2 separate regions of the Homo sapiens genome follow, and region 1 is linked to region 2. A link is a contact called in ENCODE Hi-C or POLR2A ChIA-PET data. All regions are on one chromosome and are shown on one strand. Each heading gives the region's core, a stretch centred on a gene start or an enhancer-like site at or near the end of the contact. The rest is flanking DNA. Distances are from core to core; before and after follow the strand shown.

Region 1 (6,382 bases), core at 3,883-6,382, 56 kb after region 2:
AGGCTACTGCAGGTCCCCACAGCCCCTACGCCCCCAGGCTGCAGCTGCTCCGTCTGACTGCCCCACACATGTTTTCTGGATACCTTCAAGCTGCATCTTCTGCCCCTTCCCTGTGAAAAGCTGTGTGAGTTGAGGAACTGAAATCATTTTGTTTATATGTTATAAACACCCAGGTTTCTCACTGAACCCACAAAAACCTCAGATACTAAGGGAAAAAAAGTATCTAACCCTCTGAGAACATCTATGTATTCTGCGTTTAACTTTTAAATTCAGGGCCCAGCACAGTGGCTCACACCTGTAATCCCAGCACTTTGGGAGGCCAACATGGTGAAAACCCCACTTATCTACAAAAAATACAAAAAATAGCCGGGTGTGGTGGTGCACACCTATAATCCCAGCTACTTGGGAGGTGGAGGCAGAATCACTTGAAACCAGGAGGTGGAGGTTAAAGTGAGCCATGATCACGCCACTGCACTCCAGGCTGGGTGACAACAGTGAAACTCCATCTCAAATAAATAAATAAATTCAACTCAACAATTCAAGAGGTCTGGGTGAGAGCACCTGCTCTGTGCCAGGTGTGCGTGTATAGTTTCTGTTTCCTAATTATAAACTGAGGGTGGCTGCTTTGTCATTTTTGTCCCCCATGTGTATCTGAGCGCCGGGACAGCAGGTCTCACATGCGCGCCCGTCGGACACTCTACCTGCTGAGTCAGAATTTCCAGGGGAAGGTGCTCACTTGTATATGTATACATTTTATTACTGAAAATAATACACACGGTAAGAAAAAAAGCAAGCAGGTAAACATTTCCAACCTCCACGGGATTCTATTCTGCACTACGATGGCAGCCTTCAGCCTAGACCGTGTCCTGGCACGTGCCAGCTGCTCAGCAGGTGTTTGATGAAAACTCAGCATGGCCTCTGAGCTTTGTCCCTGGCCCTGACCCCAGCAAGGCATGCTTCTTCCACACACGGGATAGATTGTTTTCAATGAAGCAGAGTGAATGTCGTTCTCAGGTGTAGTTGCAAGAAGCCACACTCAGCAATGCTCTCTGAGGCGATTTCCAATAAAGGACCGCCTTGCACAGGGCAGCTAACACCCCCACGCTCTGAGGACCTGGGCTCCCCGAAATGTCCTTCTGCACTCTGCATTTAAATGCTGACTATTTTTTGGTTTTAGTTTCTTATGGGCTTCCATTCCAAACAACTCATTACAGTCTTGTTCAATTTCTTCTTTCTCATGTTCTAGTGGGTTCGTGATTAGACACGCCACGCCTCATAATGTTGTGCTTGGATAAGCAATCTGCTATTTTCACAGCTTCTTCAGGTTAATGCATCCGTTCCTCATAATGCTTCTGTGAGTCAGGCAAGGCCGTGGGATCCCATTATCCAGATGAAAACACAAAGCCCCTAGAGAGAATTCGTGATTTGCCAAGGCCAAGGCAATGAGTAAGAAGTACTGCTTAATAAATGTTTGCTGAATGCATATCTATTAATGCTAGAGTTTATGTAATGACATTTACTGATTTTTTTTCTTCTAATTATAAAGGTAACACATGCTCATCATAGGGAATATCAGAAACGTACAGAGAAAAAAACTAAAATTACTTGCCAGTCCAATCACAAAAAAAAACTTGTTTATATTTCCTTATAATTCCTATATATATTAAGATCCCAATGTACATCCAATTTTGTATTTTGCATATTTTCATTGAAATTGTATAAGGATAACTTTTATAAGCCATTAGATATCTTTGATATCAATATTTTAAGACGTTCTAACAACGTGGCGTTTACAGAAGCAGATTGCAAAGGTGATTCACGAGGACGTGGTGGTTGGCCATCTCTCTGGGATAAGTGGTCTTCAGCCGGGCACCTGCTGCCCCACAGGCTTTTGAAGAAGGTGTACTGTAGCTGTTGTGTAGGCAACTGATGTGGCAACAGTCGGCCCCGCTTCCTGGCTGACACGCTCTTCTCCAGGACAGCTTTGCTCCCCAGCAAGTGCAGCAAAAATTCACTCCAGAATCAGTCACTTGCCTCTTTCCGTGGGCATGACTTTAGAGCCATTGGCTTTAGAGCTGAGTTGGCCACCACCCTGTGCCTGCATGAGTGGAAAGGTATAGTGTAATTCATCATAGACGTATAGTGTAATTCGTGTATCCATTTCCCTCCTGGTATGCATAGAAATTGCTTCTACTTCCTTTACACTATTATAAATAACTCTATCATGAACATCTTCATGTTTATTTTCAAGTAAGGTTTCTATTTTGCTCCCTGCAGCCCTGTCCATGGGGGCCTATTTCAACTTCTTTCACAGTGAATTTTTTCCATCATTTTATTATTTTGGTTCTTCATGTTTATTTCTAAAACTTGACACAATGTAGAAAGACAGCTCCTAATTCTCTCTCTGTAAATCCAGACGTTTCAGAGCTTTCCTTCCAGACTCTTTTCTGGACAAAACATTTATAATGGGTCCAACTCCAAAATAGTATTCATGACAACCTGGAGCTTGAAGTGGGGAAAAACAAAACAGTGAAAACAATGAATGGAGTATGTCTTTAACTGAGAATGAGAAGAAGTGCCAGGAAACATGAGCATGCTGTTATTCCAGGAAGATGCCCTTCAAGATGGCAGGGTGGCTGGGCTCTCCTTGGGAGACCTGAGGGCAGTTCCAGCTTGAGCGGATTCTTTCCACTCATGCAGGCACAGGGTGGTGGCCAACTCAGCTCTAAAGCCAATGGCTCTAAAGTCATGCCCACGGAAAGAGGCAAGTGACTGATTCTGGAGTGAATTTTTGCTGCACTTGCTGGGGAGCAAAGCTGTCCTGGAGAAGAGCGCGTCAGCCAGGAAGCGGGGCCGACTGTTGCCACATCAGCTGCCCACGCAATAGCTACAGTACACCTGCTTCAGAAGCCTGTGGGGCAGCAGGTTCCCGGCTAAAGCCCACTTGTCCCAGAGAGATGGCCGACCACCACATCCTCGTGAATCACCTTTGCAATCTGCTTCTGTAATCACCATCAGTCTCTCTGTAGTCATAATTGTCAAAGTGTGCAAATAGTTATTAAAATATTGATTAAAGAAAACCAACAACCATTTATCATCATGGAAGAGTGGTTGTTAACTGCTTTTATCTCGGCAGAGCTTCATGGGGAGCTTGAAAAAGCTCATTGTTTGTGTGTTTTGAGCTGTAAGAGTTGGGAAGTGTGATTAGACTCAAAGGGCTCACTTTCATTTGTATTAGAGAGCTGGGGGGAAATCCACCCTCCGAGGTTGGGGGCTGAGCAGCTGTGCCTGCAAGTCCTGCTTCCAGATGCTTCTCCCCTAGAAAGTTCCTACAGCAGGGAAGAGGAATCTCTGATCTACATTACTTGAACTTTGTTTTATTGTTTGTTTGCTTTTTTTTTTTTACCACCAAAGTTCACTTGGTGATTTTTGCAAAATGCCATCCCAATCATTTTTGTTTTAGTAATGACTCCTTACAACCACCCTGTGCACTGTCAAGTGGAAAAACAGAATCATAAGGGCCTGAAATGAGGATCCCAAACAGAAGACATAAAACCAAAAACACAATTCTGAGTCTTTCATTGCTTTTGCCTGAATCCAATCTTTCTTTACTGATGGGCCATTGCTTTTCTTATATTAGAAATTCCTCCTCTCCACAAAATTGGATTCCATGTTTGCACCAGAGTCATTAGTTTTGTTTTCCTCTAGACTTGGTAACAGCTGGGTGTCAGCCCTCTCGATTGGCTACTCTTGTCACTGAACGGCCTACCTGTGGGCGCTCTGGGTGATCCATGGCTCTTGAACAGTTTCCCTGTGTAATGCAGACTAGCCAGGTCAGAAATGAACCATCAGAATACCAGGCATCTGTCAAAAGGGGATCAGGGGGACATGAATGTCACCTGGCTCAGAGTAATTATCAGCCATTTCTGGGAATGGCAGCATGTCGGTTGAGGAGTTTAGATCTATGCTGTCCAAGGTGCTGGCCACTGTCTGCAGGGGGCTCTTGGGCACACATATTGTGGCTAGATCTCAAAGATTTAGTACAAAAAAAGAGAATGTAACATATCTCAATACTTTAAATATCTTTACATATTGATTACTTTTCAAATGATCATACTCCCAATAACTGGGCTAAATAAAACATACTATTAAAGTGAACTTCACCTGCTTCTTTTTACTATTATACAGTGGCTGCTGGAAAATTTACCATGTGTGGCTTGCATGTGTGGCTCACATTATAGACTACTGGACAGCGCTGGCTTGGCCAATCAAAATCATTCATTGGAAATCAGGGGAAATTCACTATTTATCCCAATAAGGGTGACGGAAGTGAGAGCAGTCCCCAGTACTCTGCCCGGATTGCACAGCATGGGCCTCCCACAGGGGAGTGGCCGCCATTCCTTTGCTAGTCTATTTGCTTGGGAGCACTGAGCTGAGAGCCATCTATTGCTCACACTCCTCTCAGTGGTTACAGAAATGAAACGAGGAAGTCTGCAGATAGCAATGGACCCAGCTGACAAGAGGTGGACCACAAACCCCTTCCTTGTCTTGAAGTTATTCTTAGAGCTAAATTTGCAAATAAGGACAACCAAAGTCTTGCCCCTAAAATAACGTTTTGTTTTCATCTCATTCTTCCATCTAACGCATGCTGGACACATCTAACCAACGACTCACCTCTGCCGAATGTGAAAATCAACTGTGCACTTTCTGTCCATGTCTATAAAATCCATATATATTATAGGATGAGCCATTGGAGACTAAAATCCTAACATGGCAAAAGTCAAGTTTCTTTTCCCTTCTATCAGAACAGGCACCCCTACCAATCCTGACGCCTGGCAGAACCCTCCCAGAGCCACCAGCCTGGCACAGGTCCTCTGCCCGCCCGTGGTGCTGGCCCTGCCCCTCTGTTTAATTTGGCTGCAATTTCCCACTCTGCCCTGACCTAGTCACCACTAGCAAATCCTCCTCTCCTGCTACAGCGTGCGAGAGGCTGTGCTAGGCCCGCAGGTGCAATATTTCATGTCATTCTCCGAGCAGCCCGGCAGTTCAGGTGGTGCTATTTTGCCCCTGGTTCAGAGAAGGTGACTGCAGCTGGAGGGCTGAGCGGCCTCCCCAGGACACAGCCCGGAGTGGCATGGTCTGGTCCAGGCTCTCGGCCTTTCCCTCGTGGAGAAAGAGGACTGAGTCCTCCCTCAGTGTCTCTTGGAGGGATCCCTCTGCGCTCCAGTTCCCTGATACAGGCCTGGCCTCATCTCTAACCCGAGCCCCTCAGTGCCCGCAACTCTTCCTCCTCATCAGCCCCACCTCTCACTGGCTTCTCCACCAGAGTCAGCACTCTTCAGCTCGCCTGGAACCCGCCCGGGCCTGTCCTTCAGCTGGTGGCAGCCATCTCTTCCCCTTTCTGTCCCCACCTGTCACTCTGCTCCAGCCTTTGCTTCAACACCAGCCTCGTGTCCCCTGTTCCAGCCCCGGGGCCTCGGCTCTGAGCTGTCTCCCTGGACTCCATCTCTGGCTTTCTTGTTCAGTCTCACTCTGTACGTGCTCCTGACTGTGCTGTCAATTAGGGTAGGCATTTGTATTCCTTTCAAACCTTGTTTGACTGCCTGGATTCGAGACCCGTTCCGCCTGCTGGCGACAGGAGCTCCATCCCCTGGCACTGCCTTAACCCCTACCAAACAGCACAGTGAGGGCATGAGCTCAGCGGCCAGGCAGGCCTTTGAGCTGTGCTCTGCTGATTACTAGTTGAGAGGCTTTGGGAGTTACTCGTCCTTTGCGTGCCTCAGTTTTTCCAGCTGTAAAGTGGGAATCACAGTAGCCTCTGGCTTAGAGGGCTGCCGAGAGGACTGATGGGCATGTGGAACACACACACATGGGGCCCGGGGACAGCGAGCGCTGTGGGGTGCTGGCCATCCCCCCTTCCCACCCTCCACCCCCCACCCCTGTCCTCTCTGCTGGCTCTGCTTTCCTGCCTGCTGACGCCTGCCTTGTGCAGCTATGACCCACCACAACACGAACCAAATCCACTAATTACTCCGAGTACGCCACGCTTGGCAGCTGAAGACATCTAGCTGGGGTCCCCATATTTTCCTGTTCAGTCGCTAGTTTGTAAAATAACACCTCCCTTCTCCTGGTCTCTGCCGCCCCGCATCCCAGTACCGCCTCCTCCGGCCATTCATGGCCTGCGTGTCTTGTGAATCCAGCGTGCATCTCTGTCCTCCAGAGGCCTCCCGTGATTAATCCCTCCTGATCCCCTCCTAGGCGGACGGTCCCTTCAGCCCTCACAAATTCAGTTCACATTACAGCAGTGGTTCTCTACTGGGGGTGACTTTGTGCCCAAGGGGACATTTGGCAATGTCGGGAGATAATTTTTTTGGCACAATTC
Region 2 (6,552 bases), core at 1,569-4,068:
ACCCCCCTTATGTGTCCCCCACACTGTTGCCAACAGGGCCTTCCAGTGCAAATGACATCTCAGGAGCCTCTTGCCTGAAGTCTCTGGGTGGTTCCTAATGCTGCTGGCGCCCCACTCTCCTGTCACTGGCTGCACCCCCAATGTGTCTGCAGAACCGAGTGCTCTGAGGTCTGGGTTTCCAAGCTGAGCTCCTTGGGTGCTGGGCAGGCCTCTGGCCCCCTCTCTCACCTCTTCTTCCTTCCCCTTGAACTATAGCAGTTAGACCTATGTCTGTTTTATATACTGAGTTTCCTCATTATTTTTCATTTTCTAAAATGGATCACTGCTTATAACAACCAAAACAAAACAAAACAAAACAAAACAAAAATGCAGTCAGCTAGTAAATGTGGCAAATGTTGACTGTAATTATTGTGAGCAGCTCTGAGTGAAGTTCCTAGGGTGCGATGCTGCCCCCTTATGAAACACCACATGATGGGCACTGCTGGCAGGATGTAGGACTCTACGGCAGAGGACTTGAACTTGGGTCCTGGCCTTTTGCCTAGTGATATGATGTGCACAGTTTCTGGGCCTCAGCAAGTCGGATATGCTATAAAAGGTTATTTCCAACTCAAATACTACGATTCCATAGCTAAATAAAACTTTTCAAGAACTGAAGTCAATTGTGTCTACACATTTCACACAATGAGGAAGTGCTGGCCAGCCCAGCAGCAGGAACTCTACAAATAAAGTATTTACGAGAACAGGGGCGCTTACAGACCCAGCCTAGGCCCAGAACAGGTTGGTGGCTCTAATGGCACTCAGAAATGACGAAGTACGACATCAATACCCCTGCCAGCAGACTTGGGTCCGCACAGACGTCTGGAGCTCTAAATACAGTGTGCTGTTTTTGTTTCTTGTTGTTCACATAAAGCTGCAAGCACTTCACTGAGTCACTGCAGTCCAGTCAGCAGGTCCTTAATTACTTTTCTCAACAAAGGCACTCAAAAGAACAGGCAAAGTTCTACCAGTTAGGACCGGCTATGGAATGTCGGGGGCCCGTGGCAAAATGAAAATTTGGGGCAGCTGCTTAAAAATCATTAAGAATTGGCCGGGCACAGTGGCTCATGCCTGTAATTCCAGCACTTTGGGAGGCGGAGGTGGGTGGATCCCCTGAGGTCAGGAGTTTGAGACGAGCTTGGTCAACATAGTGAAATCCCACCTACTAAAATTACAAAAATTAGCCAGGTGTGGTGGCGGGCACCTGTAATCCCAGCTAGCTGGGAGGCTGAGGCATGAGAATCGCTTGAACCTGGGAAGCAGAGGTTACAGTGAGCCAAGATTGCACCATTGCACTCCAGCGTGGGTGACACAGTGAGACTCTGTCTCAAAAAAAAAACAAAAAAAAAACATGAAGAGTTTCAAGCTGGAGAGAGCAGAACACGAAGTCCATCTGGGGCCCCGTGTGAGGAAGCAGGTCACACACTGGTGACCCCGGCCCTGCTAACTGCCATAGTGTTACGGCCTGGGAATGTGATTTTCCCATTTGTGGCAGATCGATGTCTAGCGATTCCATGGGGTTTTCTGAGAGGATTTATAGAGAGTTTTTCTAAGAACATCACACAGTGAGGAAGTTGTGATTTCCTCGGAGTTAAGGCCTAGTCAACAGCCCCTTCTCTATGGAGAGCCTTGGGGCTTTTCTTCCCCTTGAACTACAGCAGTTAGACCTATGTCTGTTTTATATATTGAGTTTCCTCATTACTTTTCATTTTCTAAAATGGATCACTGCTTACATCAACCAAAAAAAAAAAAAAATCAGTCAGCTAGTAAATGTGGTAAAGTTGACTGTAAATCAGTCAGCTAGTAAATGTGGTAAAGTTGACTGTAATTTTTGTGAGCAGCTGTGAGTGAAGTTCCTGGAGGTGGGGCTGCTCCCTTATGAAACACCACACAGTGGGGCACTGTTGATGGGATGTAGGACTCTATGGCACAGGACTTGAACTTGGGTCCTGGCCTTTTGCACTCCCCGCCCCCCCATCCCCCCTACCAAGAGCTGCGGTGTCTTCACCCAGGTGCACCAGCCAGCGGTGGGGGGGCTTGCCAAGAGCTGCCATTTTCTAGCCTGGGCGAGGCTGACTGGGTGAAGGTGTGATGGGAACAAGTTTACCAAGGAAGAAGGATATAATATCAGGGAGACCACGAGAGGAAGAGTCAGCAAACACTAAAACTGTCAGCCCTTTCAATACTATTTTCCAAGAGTATCAGAAACTGTTTATAGCCTCCAGGGCAACCGTTCTTAGACTTTTTTTTTCATTCCTTACTGGTTTAAAACTCTGATGACAGCTATGGATCCCTTCACTCTCGTGCACTCACACATTTTAGGTACAATTTCCCGAAGCCTATTCCTAGGCCCCAGGTTAAGAATGGATGACCTATCAGGTTAGTTCACAGAAACTGAAATAACTTATTTCAGATGATGAGATGGATGGGCTGCCTACTGCTCCAACAAGGCTGCTTGAAATGATTTATTTCAACCAGAATTTAAAACTGAGCTGTTCTAAGAAGGCAGGCCAACAGGTGCCTATCGTGTGGCATGCTAAATGTGCCATCCCCAGGGTCCCGGAGGTATACAACCTAAAATCCCAGCCCCAGGCAGGCTGACACCCTGGGCTAACCCCGGCATAAGTCAATGGAATCCTTGGCCTACTCAGAAGGAGCTACTCTAATTACGCTTTATTCCAGGATTTCTTAAACTAAGGGTTGTGATCAAATAGTGAGTCATGAAATTGATTTAGCTGGTCATGACCAGCACTAAAAACAAACAATAAAATAGAAAGTATCAAGGCATCTTCTGTTGAGAAAGGCAAGCACTGTTTCATGCCTTTTATGTGCATCTCTGTGCACTGGATCCCAGTAGAAAATGTATTTCCTACTGTGAGTTGCTGTAAAACACAAAAAGTTTGAAAGCTACTGTTTTATTCGAATTTGTAGGAGGCACACGTGAGGCCCTCCGATATCTGTTGAGTAGATAAATACACGTGTAGGTTGCGTCAGTCACAGACCTAAAGACACCATGAGTCATTTTCAGTGATGGCATTTCCACCCTCCCAGAACTGTGCAAGGATTACTAGCTCTTGATCAGACTTAATTTTTTTTAAATGATCATTTCTCTTGGAGTCTGACATTTTAAAATTTGTGCTTCTGGTAGGTTTGAGGGTGAAGGATATGGGTTTCATTTAGTTTAGATTGGGTGCCCGAGGCTTTTTTTTTCCCCCCAGTTGAGAACACTAACCTCATCATAGGGCCAAAAAAGCAATATACTTTTTTTTTTTTTCTCTAAGAGAGAAGACTACGATGGAGACATGAAGGTAGATACAGCAAGAGGAGCATCAAATTCTCTTTTTCTTCTTCCCTCCCTTCTCTCCTTCAGTAAATACTAACTGAGCAGCTGCATGCCAGTCAAGGAGTTGGCTGCTGGGAATACAGTAAGGGAAACTGACACAGGCCTGGCCTCTTGAAGCTTACCCAACTGTGGGCAGAGACATCGGCCACTCGAGTCCACACATCCCCAGTGTATACCATGACAACCCTGGTCAGAGCTATGAAGGAAGCATACAGAAAGCTATGGGAAGTGTGTGCAGTGGCAGGCTTCCCTGAGGAGCCCACGCCTGAACATCTCCCTGAAAGATGAGCAGGAATTAACAGAGAGGAACCAGAGGAGACCTCGGGGCTGGAGCCCAGGTGGCATGCAGGACTACGGTGCAAGCCGAGAGAGGTGGGTCTTGTATACTAGGTTAAGGATTTTGGCCTCCTTCCCATAGTGATGAGATTCTGTTTGGAAACGGTCACTCTGATGTCAGCATAGAGGCTGGATTAGATGAGGAGCAGAGTGGATGGTGGGTGTCCTCCGAGAGACCTTTGCACAGTTAAAGTGAGAGATGATGGCGGCTTGCAGCTGGCCGAGGCAGTGCACAGAAGGAAAGGGATGAAGTGGTTTAAGCTGGGATCCACCTAGTAAGCAAACTGTACAGAGCCTGGTGATGGATTAGGTGAGCAGGGTGTGGCAGAGAAAGGAGTCGGTAGGACCCTCACGTCTGTGTAGCCTGTGAATGGGGCTGGCCCTCAGCAAGGTGGGGGGTCACTGGGGAAAGATGATTTGGGGTGCTTTTATCTCCCCAAGTGGACATGTCCAGCGGGAAGCTGCATATGCATGTCTGGAGCTCTGAGGAGAGGTCTGAGCTAGAGACATAAGCCTGGCAGAAAGAGAGACTCCGGAAGGCAAAAGGAGCAAGACACAGGTATAAACACACACTCGTCAGAGCCACAAAGCCAAGAACCACACACACACAAAAGGGACGGAGCCGGTCAAAAAGATGCACAAACAGGGAAAGTCAGATGAACAGAGACAGACTTTCATGAAGCAATCGCTTGTGGCTTTTCTGGGTATGGAAGAAATATATTTTTCAAGCTAAGTTGCAGTTTGACAATTCCAGGCAGAAATAAGGTGAGCACTTGGCCAGAGTCCACCCTCCCTTGCTGGATCGTCTCCAACCTGCAGGCACACATCTACCTTTGCCTTGGAAGAAGGTCTCTTTGCACTGGGCACTGACACTGCAGTTGAGTATCACTGACAAAGCCAGAACAGGATGAAAATGTGCCCGGGAGGCCCCAGAAATTCTGTTGTTGAAGCTTTCCTATTGGCCAGGGATGCTCTCTCCAAAAAACTGTATTAGACATGTAATCTCACTCTTTTGTCATAAACAGTTTCTAAATAAATGCACAGAATAAAAAAGACGTGATACCTTAAAAAATTTACGTTAGACGCATTATTTTACATCAGAATCCTCTATCAAAGCACTTTTTAAAAGTACACATATTGGCCAGGCGCGGGGGCTCATGACTGTAATCCCAGCACTTTGGGAGGCCGAGGTGGGCAGATCACCTGAGGTCAGGAGTTTGAGACCAACCTGGCCAATATGGTGAAACCCTGTCTCTACTAAAAATACAAAAATTAGCTGGGCATGGTGGCGCGTGCCTATAGCCCCAGCTACTCGGGGAGGCTGAGGCAGAAGGATGGCTTGAACCCGGGAGGTGGAGATTGCATCACAGCACTCCAGCAGACAGAGCAGGACCCTGTCTCAAAAAACAAAACAAAAACAAAAACAAACAAAAATGTGCATTTATTCATGGCTCCCAGTCTTACACGAGCATATTTGACAGAAGTCTCCAGAAAGTCCCACAGGGCCGACCAGGCAGTGATTCTGCTTCCTGTGGCAGTTCTATTTCTCATTCTACACTTATAAATTGGCACTCTGATTACGAATTGGCTGCCCAGGCAGCTTGATACCAGGCAGAGAAGCGGCTGGCTTTGCCTGGTGAGAGAATGCTGGCCCCTGTGACAACGTTGGTCCTGCAGTCATCTGTTGAAAATGAACAAATCTGCATTCTGGCTTTCTGCATTCAGGATGAGAGCTCGGACAACATGGGTCTGTCCACAAGCTCCAGTCCTCCAAGTCCAACATTGAGACCAAGGCCGCTCTGTGGGCCAACGCTGCCTCTCCTTCTTGGAATGTGTAGCCCCTCCCTCCATCCTGACCTCCAGGGGCTGTTGAGACTCTCAGGAGTGACCGACAGGAACCTGAAATGTGGAGCCTGTTGAGATAAAAGGAGGCTCTGCAGAACTTCATGGCAGAAGGGTAGTTAGTTTCTACTTCAGGTGTAGATTCTTTTTTATTTTTATTTTTTTGAGACGGAGTCTTGCTCTGTCACCCAGGCTGGAGTGCAGTGGCCTGATCTCGGCTCACTGCAAGCTCCGCCTCCCGGGTTCACGCTATTCTCCTGCCTCAGCCTCCCGAGTAGCTGGGACCACAGGCACCTGCCACCGCGCCTGACTAATTTTTTGTATTTTTAGTAGAGACGAGGTTTCACCGTGGTCTTGATCTCCCGACCTCATGATCCGCCTGCCTCGGCCTCCCAAAGTGCTGGGATTACAGGTGTGAGCCACTGCGCCCAGCCCAGGTGTAGATTCTTGACTCAGGTCGTGGGTGGGATCTGCCCAGTTCAGCTGTCTGTGAATATTTAAGGTGGTTGGGGGTCACTGCGTGGGCCTCTATGATGCCAACAAAGGACTCCCCTGGGATGGCCTGCAGCCCCCTCTGTGATGAACTTCAATGATTCACCCCACAAAGTCAGAGGCAAAATTTCCAAAAAGTATGTTGTGAGATTACTCCCCAGTTCTTTGTCCCCAAGGAGTTGTTGCTACTTTAAGGCAGGCCTGGGTGAGCAGACCCTGATCCAGGCTGGATCTGCCTCTGGGTCCCACTGCTTGTTCCCCTTGACACTTTGGGCTCTTCTTCCAACTCCACTGGCTTCAGCCCCTGCACAGAGCCCCTTCAAGCATTCCATTGCTGTCCACCGGCTCTCCTGAAGGGCTTGCTTACTCCTTGGGCCACCATCTGCAAGCTCAGTGCCCGGCCACCTCCTCTGGTCCCTATTCTGTGACCCCACAAGACAGGGAAAGACACTCACTGCTCAGAGCAGAATGGAAGATGGACTCCCCACTTGTGGCACATGATG

Evidence for each region. A loop is a pair of places that touch in the nucleus more often than their neighbours do. ChIA-PET counts read pairs that join two places held with the same protein, here RNA polymerase II (POLR2A). Pooled maps may share reads with other maps.
Region 1: a loop to region 2 is called in a map with no recorded cell type, with 4 times the contacts of the local background. The contact joins two enhancer-like sites. A Hi-C loop is called at or near these places in 1 of 168 maps with a recorded cell type or tissue (B cell), 10 of 37 single-sample maps with no recorded cell type and 4 of 50 pooled maps. POLR2A ChIA-PET finds 5 or more read pairs at or near these places in 4 of 52 experiments (B cell, HepG2, Panc1 and 1 more).

The regions. Positions count from the first base shown.
Region 1 is chr6:157,555,806-157,562,187 of GRCh38, reverse strand. The region is part of intron 2 of ZDHHC14 (zDHHC palmitoyltransferase 14); the gene reads right to left. Among named protein-coding and RNA genes, the nearest start is that of MIR3692, 30 kb to the right of the region's middle. RefSeq lists enhancers at 11-90, 211-290, 1-373, 4,684-5,469, 5,168-5,477 and 1 more. Within about 2 kb of position 5,132, at least 5 of the 41 ENCODE cell types and tissues checked have a DNase peak (open chromatin) inside an H3K27ac peak, as active enhancers do; they include B cell, where a contact is called at or near this core.
Region 2 is chr6:157,609,602-157,616,153 of GRCh38, reverse strand. All of the region lies in intron 3 of ZDHHC14 (zDHHC palmitoyltransferase 14), which reads right to left. Among named protein-coding and RNA genes, the nearest start is that of MIR3692, 84 kb to the right of the region's middle. RefSeq lists an enhancer at 1-125. Within about 2 kb of position 2,818, at least 10 of the 41 ENCODE cell types and tissues checked have a DNase peak (open chromatin) inside an H3K27ac peak, as active enhancers do; they include B cell, where a contact is called at or near this core.